3 separate regions of the Homo sapiens genome follow, and all the other regions are linked to region 3. The links are chromatin contacts, found by Hi-C or POLR2A ChIA-PET in ENCODE. All regions are on one chromosome and are shown on one strand. Each heading gives the region's core, a stretch centred on a gene start or an enhancer-like site at or near the end of the contact. The rest is flanking DNA. Distances are from core to core; before and after follow the strand shown.

What was found. Hi-C counts contacts between places; a loop is a spot of excess contacts on that map. ChIA-PET counts read pairs that join two places held with the same protein, here RNA polymerase II (POLR2A). Pooled maps may share reads with other maps.
Region 1: a map with no recorded cell type shows a loop between it and region 3 (19-fold over the local background). The contact joins the promoter of PMVK here to the promoter of GATAD2B in region 3. A Hi-C loop is called at or near these places in 1 of 37 single-sample maps with no recorded cell type and 5 of 50 pooled maps. POLR2A ChIA-PET finds 5 or more read pairs at or near these places in 1 of 52 experiments (B cell).
Region 2: a map of naive thymus-derived CD4-positive, alpha-beta T cell shows a loop between it and region 3 (39-fold over the local background). The contact joins the promoter of SYT11 here to the promoter of GATAD2B in region 3. A Hi-C loop is called at or near these places in 1 of 168 maps with a recorded cell type or tissue (naive thymus-derived CD4-positive, alpha-beta T cell), 1 of 37 single-sample maps with no recorded cell type and 7 of 50 pooled maps.

The regions. Positions count from the first base shown.
Region 1 is chr1:154,933,898-154,937,970 of GRCh38, reverse strand. It overlaps PMVK (phosphomevalonate kinase), which reads left to right and starts at 1,252. Exons shown (of 5, transcript NM_006556.4): 1 at 1,252-1,380. The coding sequence starts at 1,286. RefSeq lists enhancers at 1-803, 783-982, 804-1,746 and a silencer at 1,703-1,802.
Region 2 is chr1:155,857,559-155,861,418 of GRCh38, reverse strand. It overlaps SYT11 (synaptotagmin 11), which reads right to left and starts at 1,852. Exons shown (of 4, transcript NM_152280.5): 1 at 1,624-1,852. The coding sequence starts at 1,657. It also overlaps a transcript of GON4L not described here. RefSeq lists enhancers at 1,612-1,711, 1,902-2,011, 3,252-3,839.
Region 3 is chr1:153,920,833-153,924,446 of GRCh38, reverse strand. GATAD2B (GATA zinc finger domain containing 2B) reads left to right here and starts at 1,475. Exons shown (of 11, transcript NM_020699.4): 1 at 1,475-1,714. It overlaps LOC101928059 (a long non-coding RNA gene), which reads right to left and starts at 1,074. Exons shown (of 4, transcript XR_922160.3): 1 at 485-1,074. RefSeq lists silencers at 400-694, 1,372-1,691 and an enhancer at 1,002-1,241.

The sequences.
Region 1 (4,073 bases), core at 3-2,502, 1.0 Mb before region 3:
TATCAGTGGTAAACTCAGAGTGACTTGCTAAGTGTCCAAGCTGGGACTGAAAATCCACTCTGTGCTGCCTTCTAGGGCGTTGATGAGTGCAGTGTTTTCTGGGTTGCTGAAAAAAAACAAAAAAAACCCCAAAAAACAAAAAACCACCTCCTTAAGTCTGTTCTTTTTGCATCTGACCACTCTCCTGTGCCTCTTTTCAACATTCAGGAAATTAATGGTTTCTCCCTAAGTCTCCACACTACACTTTTTCTCTAGTGGAGGCAGTAATGAGTTGCAGGCTCTGTTCTGACATGCTCAGAAAAATGCAGGACGGCAAGTCATAGCCAAAAACAACTCGACGTACTCAGCTGGGGCAACCCGTCACCTACTGCGGGAAGAGGCAGAACCGGGGATGCAGGGAAAGGACAGATTATTCTTATCCTGCCTCTCAAACTTCTGGCTGGGAGCCAGACTTCGGATGAAACCAGGCAATCTCATCTAGGGATTCAACGCTCCCTTACTATTGATGTCACCCACGCCGTTTGCTTCCGAAAACCTTTGGGCCGGAGGCTGCGGCTAGAAAAGCAATCAAAGGTTTCTCGCCGGGCTTAAAGGGCCACATCTTAGTGACGTCTCGGGTTATAAAATCTGCTTGACAATGAAATATCGTGTGCGCGATTCTGCTCCTCCCCCGACATGACGTGGCCAGACACGCCGCTCGCGTCAGGGCTGCCTTACGCCCCCAGGAAGACCCATTCCCACTCTGGGGCGCGCGCAGATTTGCTGTGGCACATGTACTATAACGCACAGGCAAAAGGGCAGTTTCCAAAACGTCTCCAACGTGATCTCACTCCAGAGATTTTTTTTCCTAAAGTTTTAGGGCTGCGCGGAAGGGAACATGGGGTTCACCTCAGGAAATTTCAGACGTCACCCCCCTCGGAGGAAGGTAGTCGCGTCCGGTTCCTCCCCGGGTGTCAGTTAAGCAGGCCAGGCTGTGAGCGAAGGTTCTGGGCGGGGCTGGACTGTTCTAAGTGAGTTCGGGTGGGGGAGCTTCACGAGGGGAGGCTGCTCTGTGAAGGAACCGCCTTTCTCTCCGCGTGTCTCACCCTTTTCTCCCCATATCTGTTTGGACATGAGCTGAGGGCACGGTCGCGGGCGGTCAGCCCTGTTCGCAGCTACGGCGAGGAGGGGCGCGATTGTTCCTTGTTGCCGCTCCGCTTAGTGGCCGCGTCCATTCCGCGCGGTGTCCCGATTTTAGGGGTAGGGAGAAGTGTCAGCTTCAGGCATCGCGAGGCGTGGCGGCCCCATGGCCCCGCTGGGAGGCGCCCCGCGGCTGGTACTGCTGTTCAGCGGCAAGAGGAAATCCGGGAAGGACTTCGTGACCGAGGCGCTGCAGAGCAGGTGTCCGTGAGGCGGGAAAGGTGGAAGGGGGAGCTCTCCGCATCACGTGACACGAGGAGTGCTTTTGGGTGTCACGGAGTGAGCTTTGGAGTACGGGTCGTCCGTTTGCAAGGCAGGAGGAGCACTGGGCTGGGGAAGGTGGAATGCCACCATTACATAAAACAGTAGTCTACACAGGCGAGCCTCAAAGAAGCAGGTGACCACCTCTCCAAAGACCTTCAGCTGCAGGTCTCTCTGAGAAGCATTAATAATGGTTCCTACGAAGGCACTTTCTATATACCAGGCGTTGGATACCAGCCTGGGCAACATGGCGAGACCCCGCCTCTACGAAAAATCCAAAAAGTAGCTGGGCGTGGTGACGCGTGCCTGTGGTCCCAGCTATTCAGGAGCCTGAGGTAGAAGAATCGCTTGAGCCCGGGAGGCGGAGGTTGCAGTGAGGCGAGATTGGCCACTGCACTCCAGCCTGGGCGACAGAGCGAGACCCTGTCTTAAAAAAACAAAACAAAAAACCCTCTTCACCTCTTTGTTAGGTACTGTGTGCCATTATTAGCATCTCCATTTCACAGGTGAAGAAACTGAGGCTCTTAAAAAGTTAAACAGGCCGGGTGTGGTGGTCATGTCTGTCACCCCAGCACTTTGGGAGACAGAGGTGCGAGGATGGCTTGAGAGCCCAGTAGTGGAGACCAGCCTGGGCAACACAGTAAGACCCTAGTCTCTACAAAAAAATGGAAAAGTTAGCCTAGTGCGATGGCGAGCACCTCTAGTCCAAGCTACTCAGGAGGCTGAGGTGGGAGGATCGCTTGAACCTGGGGGCTACAGTGAATTGTAATCATGCTACTGTCCTCCAGTCCTTGCAGCAGAGCCTGAGACCCTGTCTCGAAGTAAAATAAAATAAAATAACATACGAAGTTAACAACAAAAAACCCTTGCTGGTCACAAAGTAAGTGGCAAATCCAGGATTCAAATTCAGCTTTGTGGTTCATGATGGGCATCTCAGCAATTAATATATAATTGAAACAAAAAGAAAAAAAACCCAAACAAATTCAACTTTATCTTGCGCCAAGGACTGGTTTCTTTCTGTTTTATCTGGCTGCCTCCCCAAATAATAATACCTTTTGCACAGTGTTTTCTGTCAAAGCAAGATCTTCTGTGCAGGAGCATTTTGCTGAGACCTGGGCTAGGAGAGCAGAGGTTGGGGAGAAAGTGGGGCTCCTCTCCTCTTGAAGGCCAGTGTGGTGGGGGTACCAGGAAGCTGCTTTTGGGTACCACGGGGGTTCTATGAAGGTGTGGGAGAGCCCAGAGCAGAGGTCACCACCTGAATTTTTCATCACTAAGTATCTCACCACCTTTTCCTAAGTTGCATTTCTCCTCACCTCCAAACCCTGACGTCAAATAGTGGTCCGAAGCACAGGCTCTGGAATTAGACTGCTGGGATGCAAACCCTGGCTCACTGTTGATTAGTGTGTGATCTTGTACACATCTGTCATTCACTCTGTGCCTCATGTTTTTTTTTTTTTTTTTTTTTTTTTTTTGAGACGGAGTCTTGCTCTGTCACCCAGGCTGGAGCGCACCCAGGTTGCGGCTCACCGCAACCTCTGTCTCCTGGGTTCAAGCGATTTTCCTGTCTCAGCCTCCCGAGTAGCTGGGATTACAGGTGTGTGCCACCATGCCCAGCTAACTTTTGTATTTTTAGTAGAGACAGGTTTCACCATGTTGGCCAGGCTGGTCTGGAACTCCTGACCTCAGGTGATCTGCCTGCCTCGGCCTCCCAGAGTGCTGGGATTACAGACGTGAACCACCACCGCACCTGGCCTGCGTCTCAGTTTTGTCATCTGTAAAATGGGGATGATAATAGGGTGGTTGTGGGGATTAAATGAGATAATGTGTGTGAAGGGCTTAGAATAATTATTGGCACCTAGCAGAGGTGCAGGAACTAAATGTTGGCTATATTTATTTTACCAATCTTGGCTTCACTACTTGCAGTGTTGCTTTGGGGGAGTCAATCCTCCTTTCACAACCTCAGCTTCCTCATCTGAAACATGAAAATAAGAACACTTACAGCCAGGGCAACATAGTGAGACCCCCTCTCTACAAAAGATAAAAAAAATTAGCTGGGTATGGTGGTGCATGCCAGTAATCCCAGATACTCAGGAGGCTGAGGTGCGAGGATTGCCTGAGCCCAGGAGTTCAAGATTGTAGTGAGCTGTGATCATACCACTGCACTCTAGCCTGGGTGACAGCAAGACCCTGACTCTTAAAAAACCAAACCAAAACAAAACAAAGAACACTTATCGTTGGGCGCAGTGGCTCACGCCTGTAATCCTAGCACTTTGAGAGGCCGAGAAGGGTGGATCACTTGAGCTCAGGAGTTCGAGACCAGCCTGACCAACATGGTAAAACCCTTCTCTACTAAAAATACAAAAATTAGTGGGACGTGGTGGCGCCGGCCTGTAGTCCCAGTTACTTGGGAGGCTGAGGCAGGAGAATAGCTTAAACCCAGGAGGTGCAGGTTGCAGTGACCTGAGATTGCACCACTGCATTCCAGCCTGGGCTACAGAGTGAGACTCAGTCTCAAAAACAGCACTTATCTTCCTGTGCGTTAAGTGTATTGTGAGCATCTCAAGGCTAGGACAGGAAGCATGTATCATTCACATTTGTATCACCTAGATCCAAATATGGTACCCAATAAATGG
Region 2 (3,860 bases), core at 603-3,102, 1.9 Mb before region 3:
CTATATTATGTTCCACACCATCTCCTTTTTTCAAGGATTCTGGAACTGCAGTTAGAGAAAGGAATCTGTTGGAAGGGAATAAGAAGAAAAAGAACAGGAAGAAATCATGGATTGCTCATGTGATCATGAAAGGGACTTTTGTTTTGGAAACTTAGAACTCAAAGAATAAAGATGCGGAAGGTGAAGTGGAAGAAAAAATACCATCAAGATTTAGCCTTGTGGAATAAGTGAGAACAAGTAGTTAATGAGTGTGAAGATCAGTTATCTGAACACATCTGATTTGATTTCTTCTTCCTTATTCTGAGGGGATAGAGCACACTGGATTCTGCTCATTTCACTGTACCTCTTATTCAGGAATGAGAAAAGCCATTTCCTAGCTGGATTGTGTCTCCACCCTAAAAACTGGAGTCCCGATGCTCAAACCTACTGGATTGTCTGAGGGATAGAATCCCTGAAGGAATAAGAAGGTTCTTTGGCAGCAACTCTCACTGGCTTCCCCCATCTAAACTGAATCAAGGAGAAGCAGGGCAATTATATTTTATTTATTTGATCAGGAAAGCATAACACAGGAAGTTTGCTCCTTTAGCATATACTGCAGGAGTCCCCAAAGAGGAAAAAACTTCCTTCTCAAGCTTGTCTTTGCCACCTTCTTCCCTATTTTCCACTCCACTTTCTGCTCCAGAGAGTGTAAAACTAATCTTGGAGCCCACAGGGCTGGGTCGGGGACCAGCCGCTCTGAAATGACGTAATGCTTTCTGCGGTACACAAAGCGGCCTCCCCCGGGCTGGGCCTCTTTCGCCCCTCCCCCTCCGGCCTGGATCGCGCCCCCGCCAGCATCAACGCTGGTCAGTCCCCCTTTTTGAAAAGGCGGCCCAGGGAAACAGGGAACAAAGGCCCCGGAAGGAGAGCGTCGGCGCTGCCAGGAGGCCCAGAAATAGACATCACGTCATCCCCCAGCCCAGCAGCGCCAAGCGCCATTTGGTAGCATCGGAGGGACCCCACCATTACGATGCGGAATGGAGCTTGCAGGGCTCACGTTTCCTCCTAGCCCCAGCATCCAGCTGACCGGCTTAAGGAGTGGCTTCCTTTTTGCTCCCCACCCCGCACCCCTCTTTCCCCAGAGGCCGCCGCCTCCCCTGGCTGCCAGCCACACGGCCCACAGTCTCCAAGCTGCCATCTTGATGCCCCATCCCCCTTGTCACTTCCCTCCCCCGCAGCCCTTAGGAATGGGAGGGGGAGGAAGGGGCACCGCCCTGTGTGCCCCAAGGGGGAGGGCTTGGCCTACCCCACCTCTCCTCCCCCAGAAGGAGGGGTTCACATCCTCCGCACGCTTGCTGTTTCTCACCTCCAGCAGTGCTGACAGTGCACCATACAAGGTTTTAGCATCCTGGACTTCCCCACCCTCGGTGTGGCTCAGGCCCTGCCAGTCCCTGCAGCCCATAGCTCAAGTTCATGCACTGTCAACTGCCCACTACCCACTACCCACCACCACAGGCCCGATTTTAGTGGGGCTGGCATTTTGAAGGCTCTGGTCTGGGCTGCATTCTCTGCCCTGCCGCTGGGCCCCCTTGGCCTTGCAACCATTCTGACCACCTCAAGCTTAGTTTTCCCGAGTCTACTTACCAAAGCTAGGTCGGATATTGGTGATCTCAGCCATGTCGTAATCAGAGGCTGTTGCTATAACGTTTTTGCAATGGTGAGACAGCTCTGGGAACCCTCGGTCAGTACCGAGGCAGCAGCTGTAGAGCTCTAGGTCAGGGAAGGGGGAAGGTATCCAGCGGACGCCTCCTGCGACGGTCCGGCCCCTAGTTGTCAGCTGCGCTCAGCTCTTAAGATGCTCCGGGGATGCGCTGAGCTAAGGATGCAGGTGCAGTCAGACTGGTCCTGATGAGAGGTAGGCTCCGCCTTCTTCCGAATGGTCCTCGGAAGAAGACTCCGCCTCTTCCGAATGGTCCTCGGAAGAAGACTCCGCCTCTTCCGAAAGATTACGGAAGTCAGCCCTCGCCCCCTTCAGGAAGCTCTCCCGGAGGGGACTCCTCCCACCGCCGAGTTTTCCCGAGAATGAGGCCGCGCCCACTGACGCGCTGTGGTTCCAAAACGAGAAAGTACTGAAGGGTAAGAAGCATAGGTAGATTATTATATGAAATCCTCTGATTTCAGTTTTCTGGGCTTTAATACAGCAGCAAAATGTTCTCGGTCCTGAGTTCCAGAATTTTGGGAAAATAAAATTCTGTACTGCCTGGATTTCAGTATCGACTGCCATCATTATGCATTTCTGAGACCGCTAAAGGTTATTACAGAACTTTTTTTTTTGGCTTATATTTCACAGTGGATGGAAACTGTCTTAAACCTCAGAAACTCTGATGAAAGACCAAACCTGGGGATGGTTGCACAACTCTGAACATTTACTAATTTTAAAAAAACAGCCGGGCACGGTGGCTCATGCCTGTAATCCCAAACCTTTGGGAGGCCAAGGCGGGCAGATCACTTGAGGTCAGGAGTTCGAGACCAGCCTGGCCAGCATGGTGAAACCCCCATCTCTACTAAAAATACAAAGATTAGCCGGGCGTGGTGGCACACGCTACTTGGGAGGCTGAGACACGAGGATCGCTTGAGCCCAGGAGGTGGAGGTTGCAGTGAACCGAGATCGCGCCACTGCACTCCAGCCTGGGCAACAGAACAAGACTCCGTCTGAAAAAAAAAAAAAAAAAAAAATTTGGTTGTACACGTAAAACAGATGGATATTGTGGTATGCAAAGCTGTTTAAAAAAAAAAAAAAAAACAACTAATGAAAAGTGCCAAAGTTAATCAGTGTTGAATTTTTTTCATGAACCTCAAGTGCTTAGGGTTTCGTATGAGAGAGGCCAAACCGAAAGATCTGTGTATTCTGTAGGTCAAAGAACAACACACATGAAACTCCGAGCTTCTGGAGTCTTCCTTGGTATTTGGGAGAGTTGGTGTGATTCAGGTTAGTCAGACTACTGCCATGTTTGCATAAATTTCAACCTTCATTTTGGCTGTGGATAATTTCATCCGTTGGATTCTGTTTACAGATAGGATTAGTTCAAATGTATAAATTTGTGTTGGTGGTTTACCTGTAAAATGAGGGGGTTGAAAGTATTTTTCCACCTTTTGACATTCTGTTTTTTATTATTTTTTTAATCTCCGTGGATTCCAGACATTGTTTTTCTAGAAAAGTGGAAATAACATCATTTTAGAAGTCATTCATTCATTCGCTCATTCAAAAAGCACGTATTGAATTATTGAACATCTGTTACACCCCAGGCAGCCTCCTGGACACTGGGTCAATGCATTATTAGCTAGAGTTAGGAGACTTAATACCTGATTCTCCTTGATAGCTGTCTGTGTACCGTTGTGAAATCACCTACTCAGATGAGCCAGAACTTTGTCCTGTGCAAACTGGAATATGATATAATAATCTTACAGTCTATTGTGGAGACCAAGTCACCTAAGAAAATGTGAGAGCATTTTGTAAAATGCAGAATATTGTACATATATGAATAATTACTATAGCCTGAGTCCAAGAGTGCCTTAGTTTTAATCAGGAGCCTGCACTATTTGTAATTTAGAGACTTCTTTTTCTGGCATTTTATGACTTCTTCAGTCCCTTGGTCCTGTGTTCCAGGTGACTCGTAGTGAGAAAAATTAGTTGTTAATCTTTTTTTTTTTTTGATACAGAGTCTCACTGTCGCTCAGGTTGGAGTGCAGTGGCACGATGCCGGCTCACTGCCACCTCCGTCTCCCGGGTTCAAGCGATTCTCCTGCCTCAGCCTCCGGAGTAGCTGGGATTACAGGCGTGCGCCACCACGCCCAGCTAATTTTGTATATTTAGTAGAGAC
Region 3 (3,614 bases), core at 226-2,725:
GGCGTGGTGGCTCACACACCTGTAATCCCAGCACTTTGGGAGGCTGAGGCAGGAGGATCACCTGAGGTCAGGAGTTCGAGACCAGCCTGGCCAACATGGCGAAACCCCGTCTCTACTAAAAACACAAAAATTAGCCGCGCGCCTGTAATCCCAGCTACTCGGGAGGCTGTTGAGGCAGGAGGATCGTTTGAACCTGGGAGGCGGAGGTTGCAGGAACTGAGATTGTACCACTGCACTCCAGCCTGGGAGACACAGTGAGAAAACAACAATAACAAAATGCCTGTGGAACCAGTTGTTTCTGGGTTTAAACCACTGCTTAGTCACTAACTAGCGGTCTGACCTTTGGCAAGTTACTTAACCTCTCTGAGCCTTAGTTTCCTCATCTACTTGGGTTCAAATTTCAGCTCTACCACTTAACGTGTAACTGGACAAATTTTTTGATCCTAATTTTCCTCATTTGTAAAGTAGGGATAACAGTACCTACCTCACAGTCATGAGGAATAAATACTTCATGTAAAGTTCTTAGCACAGAGCCTGACACAGTCTCTTTCCAAAAACGTTAACTACTATCATAACCTTAACACCCGGACTCTGTTACTTGGTCCCTATCCTCAAGGTGCTCCAGAAACGCTCGCTGAGTTTAGGCGGGCCTAACTGCTCCGTGGAAGCAGGGAGGCCAGCAAAAGGAGCTGGCCCTTGAGTTAATTAGGTGGAATCGGGCGGGGTGGGAGGCTGTTTCCTCGCTGAGAACCTAACCAGACCAGGAGTTCCCAAGAGAAGGAGCTGCGAGGGCTCTGCACACCGTAATTCCTCAGCAACTTGGCTAGCTGCTTTTTTTTTTTTCCTGCTGTCGTGGTTTAGTCACGACAGGACCAAGCGGAGGTACGATGAACACCAGGAAGCTCAAAGCCTTTGGCAGACGGAGACAGGCCACACCCCAAAAAGACGGCAAGGCTCAAGCGCCTAAAGCTAGTTCTATCGTGAAATTTCCTAGAGTCTGTCGCGACGAAACACCGCCCACCGCAGACCCCATCGCCGTTCGCCAGTCTCCATCTTTAGAATTGAAAGAATGAGAGATGGCCAAAGGGGAATCCCGGTTTGGAGAGACTGGGGTACGGCGGCTGCCTGGGGACCAAAACGTCTCTAAGGTAAAGTTGCAGCCTGAAGCGATTTTTTGACCCCCGACACTTAATGGGCTGTCGAAGACCCGGATGTGTCTGGGACTGGCAGAGGTACCCATTAACGCGCCCCCGCTAGACCATCCCCCCTCCTCCGTTTATGATTGGGTTTTAAGCACGCCAATCATCACTTCTCCGGCCACTCATTCTTCAAGGGTGGGGTGAAGTCCCGGCATCTAGTCTTCTACTGGCATGGCCGAGAAGATGAGGGCGGGGTGGCCGGCTTAGGTCGCCCAATGGGCGTCGTGGCGTGTGGGTAAGGCGGAGCCGAGGCGCTTGGCAGCTGCCCAATCAGCGTCCTTGTTTGTGTGGTGCCGCCGCCGCCGGTGCAGCCGTCGCCGCCGCCGCTGCCCCCGTCTGTACCGCAGTGTCTGCTCCGCCCGCCCGCCCCGGTCCGGCCCGCCCCCCTCCCCTACCCCCGTCCCTAGTCCCGTCAGCAGGGTCTGGATCCCCTGTGCCGTCGCCTCTTCCTTTTTCGACGCCTCCGCCGCCGCCTGAGGAGGCGAGCTAGCCGGGAGTTACACCGCCACCGCCAGGTGAGGAGCTTTGGCCTAGGCCAGCCTGGCCGCCCGCCCGCCCGGGGGCGGTGAGGAGCGAGGAAGGGAAGGAGGCTGGGAGGAGGCAGTGGTGGCGGAGGTGGGGGAAGGGAAAGGTGGAGGGGCGGGGGGAGGGGAAGCGCCCGCGAGCCGACGCCCGCCCGCGCGCCCCCGCCTTGCGTCCCCCTCCCCCCACCCCGGCACGGCGCGCCCCCGCCTCGCGCTCCTTCTTCACCTCATCCTCTCCCCCCTTGGCGCGCGCGACCCGGTCTTTCACTTCGGCCTCGCGCGCCCCCAGCTCGTGTCCCTTCATTTCGTCTCCTTGTACTCTTTCTCCCCTCCCTCACGCCCCGTTTCCCCCGCCATCCCCGCTTTCACTCCCTGCCTCATGCCCGCCATGCTCCCCTCCTTTCCTCTCTAGCGCGCCCCCCCCTTTTTTTTTTTAACTCTCTCCACCCCCAGTGGTGCCCTCAGGGTGCGGGGGCCGCTCCCTGCTCAGTCTTGTGTTTGCGGGCGGATGGGACGAATGGGGAATCTAAGGGTAAAGGAAGCACCAGATAATTATCTTTATTTAGGGAAAGGGATCAGGAGCGCATAACCTTACCCCTTTATTTCGTCGTCCACCGTTCGCTCGCCCTCCCGTAGGGGAAGAGAATTGTCTCAGGCTATGTGGGCACTTAGCTTCTACAGCGACTGGGCTTGTGGGACACACTGGATCTGTCTTCCAGTTCAGTTCCTGAGGGTCGGTGGAACTTACCCTTCCCTAACCACACCGGGACTTAGAGTACTTTTGGCCTCCCTGCTCTCAATTACATTGAGGAGCGAGCCACTCATGCGAGTGCAGAGGTTCAGGTGCCATTCGCGCGCCCGGTACAGCTTTCCCGTTTCATAAAGGTATGGTAGCCTCTTTGGATTCTTCCCCAGCATCAACTTCCAAACACAAGATGTTAGCTCATAGGGCTGGCAGTGAGGTGGAGATGGAGGCTTGGTGGTGGGTGGCATGTGGATGCTAACTGAGCTAGCTAGCAACCTTTTCTCTGTTGTCCCCTGGAAAATCAGGTAGCCTCCTGAGAACCAGTTTTCTCATTTCTGATAAATGCTTATTTGGGGGGCGTGTGTGTGTGCGTGTGTGTGTGTGTAAGAGAGAGAGAGAGATGGGGGGATACTTAATACATTTCAGCAGAGGCGAAGGATACTTAATATATTTCAGCAAAGGGCAAGAGCAGTGTTTTCAGGCCAGACTGCAAAAGAGGGATTTGGATTTGTAGCTGATGGAATTAAAACAGGTTTAACAGATCTGTGTTGGAGAAGAGCTGATGCTTTTGTAGTTTTTAGGACATTTTTTCTAAAAATTTATATTTTGAGTAGAAAAGCATGCATGTGGTTGTACAAAGTGAAAAGTAAGCTTCCTTCCCATCTCTGTCCTCCAGCCATCTAGTCTCCTTCCCCTCCTAGCACAGATGACTTTGATGTTTTCTGGCAGCAGCATGGTGCCTATATGTTGTTGGTGATTATCCTGTTTGGGAGTTTAGTGCTAACTTTATTGCTTTTCATTTGGTATGCTGACCTGAACTCTTCCTTGCAGTCTGATAACTTGGATTCTTATTTTGGTGCTGGAGCAGCCTTTCAAGTATTGTCCTAGAGTAGTATTTCTGTCAGTACTTAGTTGGGAAGGAGGCCACTTCTGGAGGTGCTATGGAGGAGTTCAGTATATTTTGAGGGAAGGCCCACACTTGTTGGATCGTGCTGCTTTTTTTGTGACGGATATCTAGTCCCTGGCCATTTGGGAATGGACTGGGTCAAGGATCGGATTCATATAAGCAGATAGCTTATATGAATAACTAGTTGATGGTAAGGCTGTCTTCACTTTTTAGGGGAATAGAGTTTTTTTAGTCCAGTG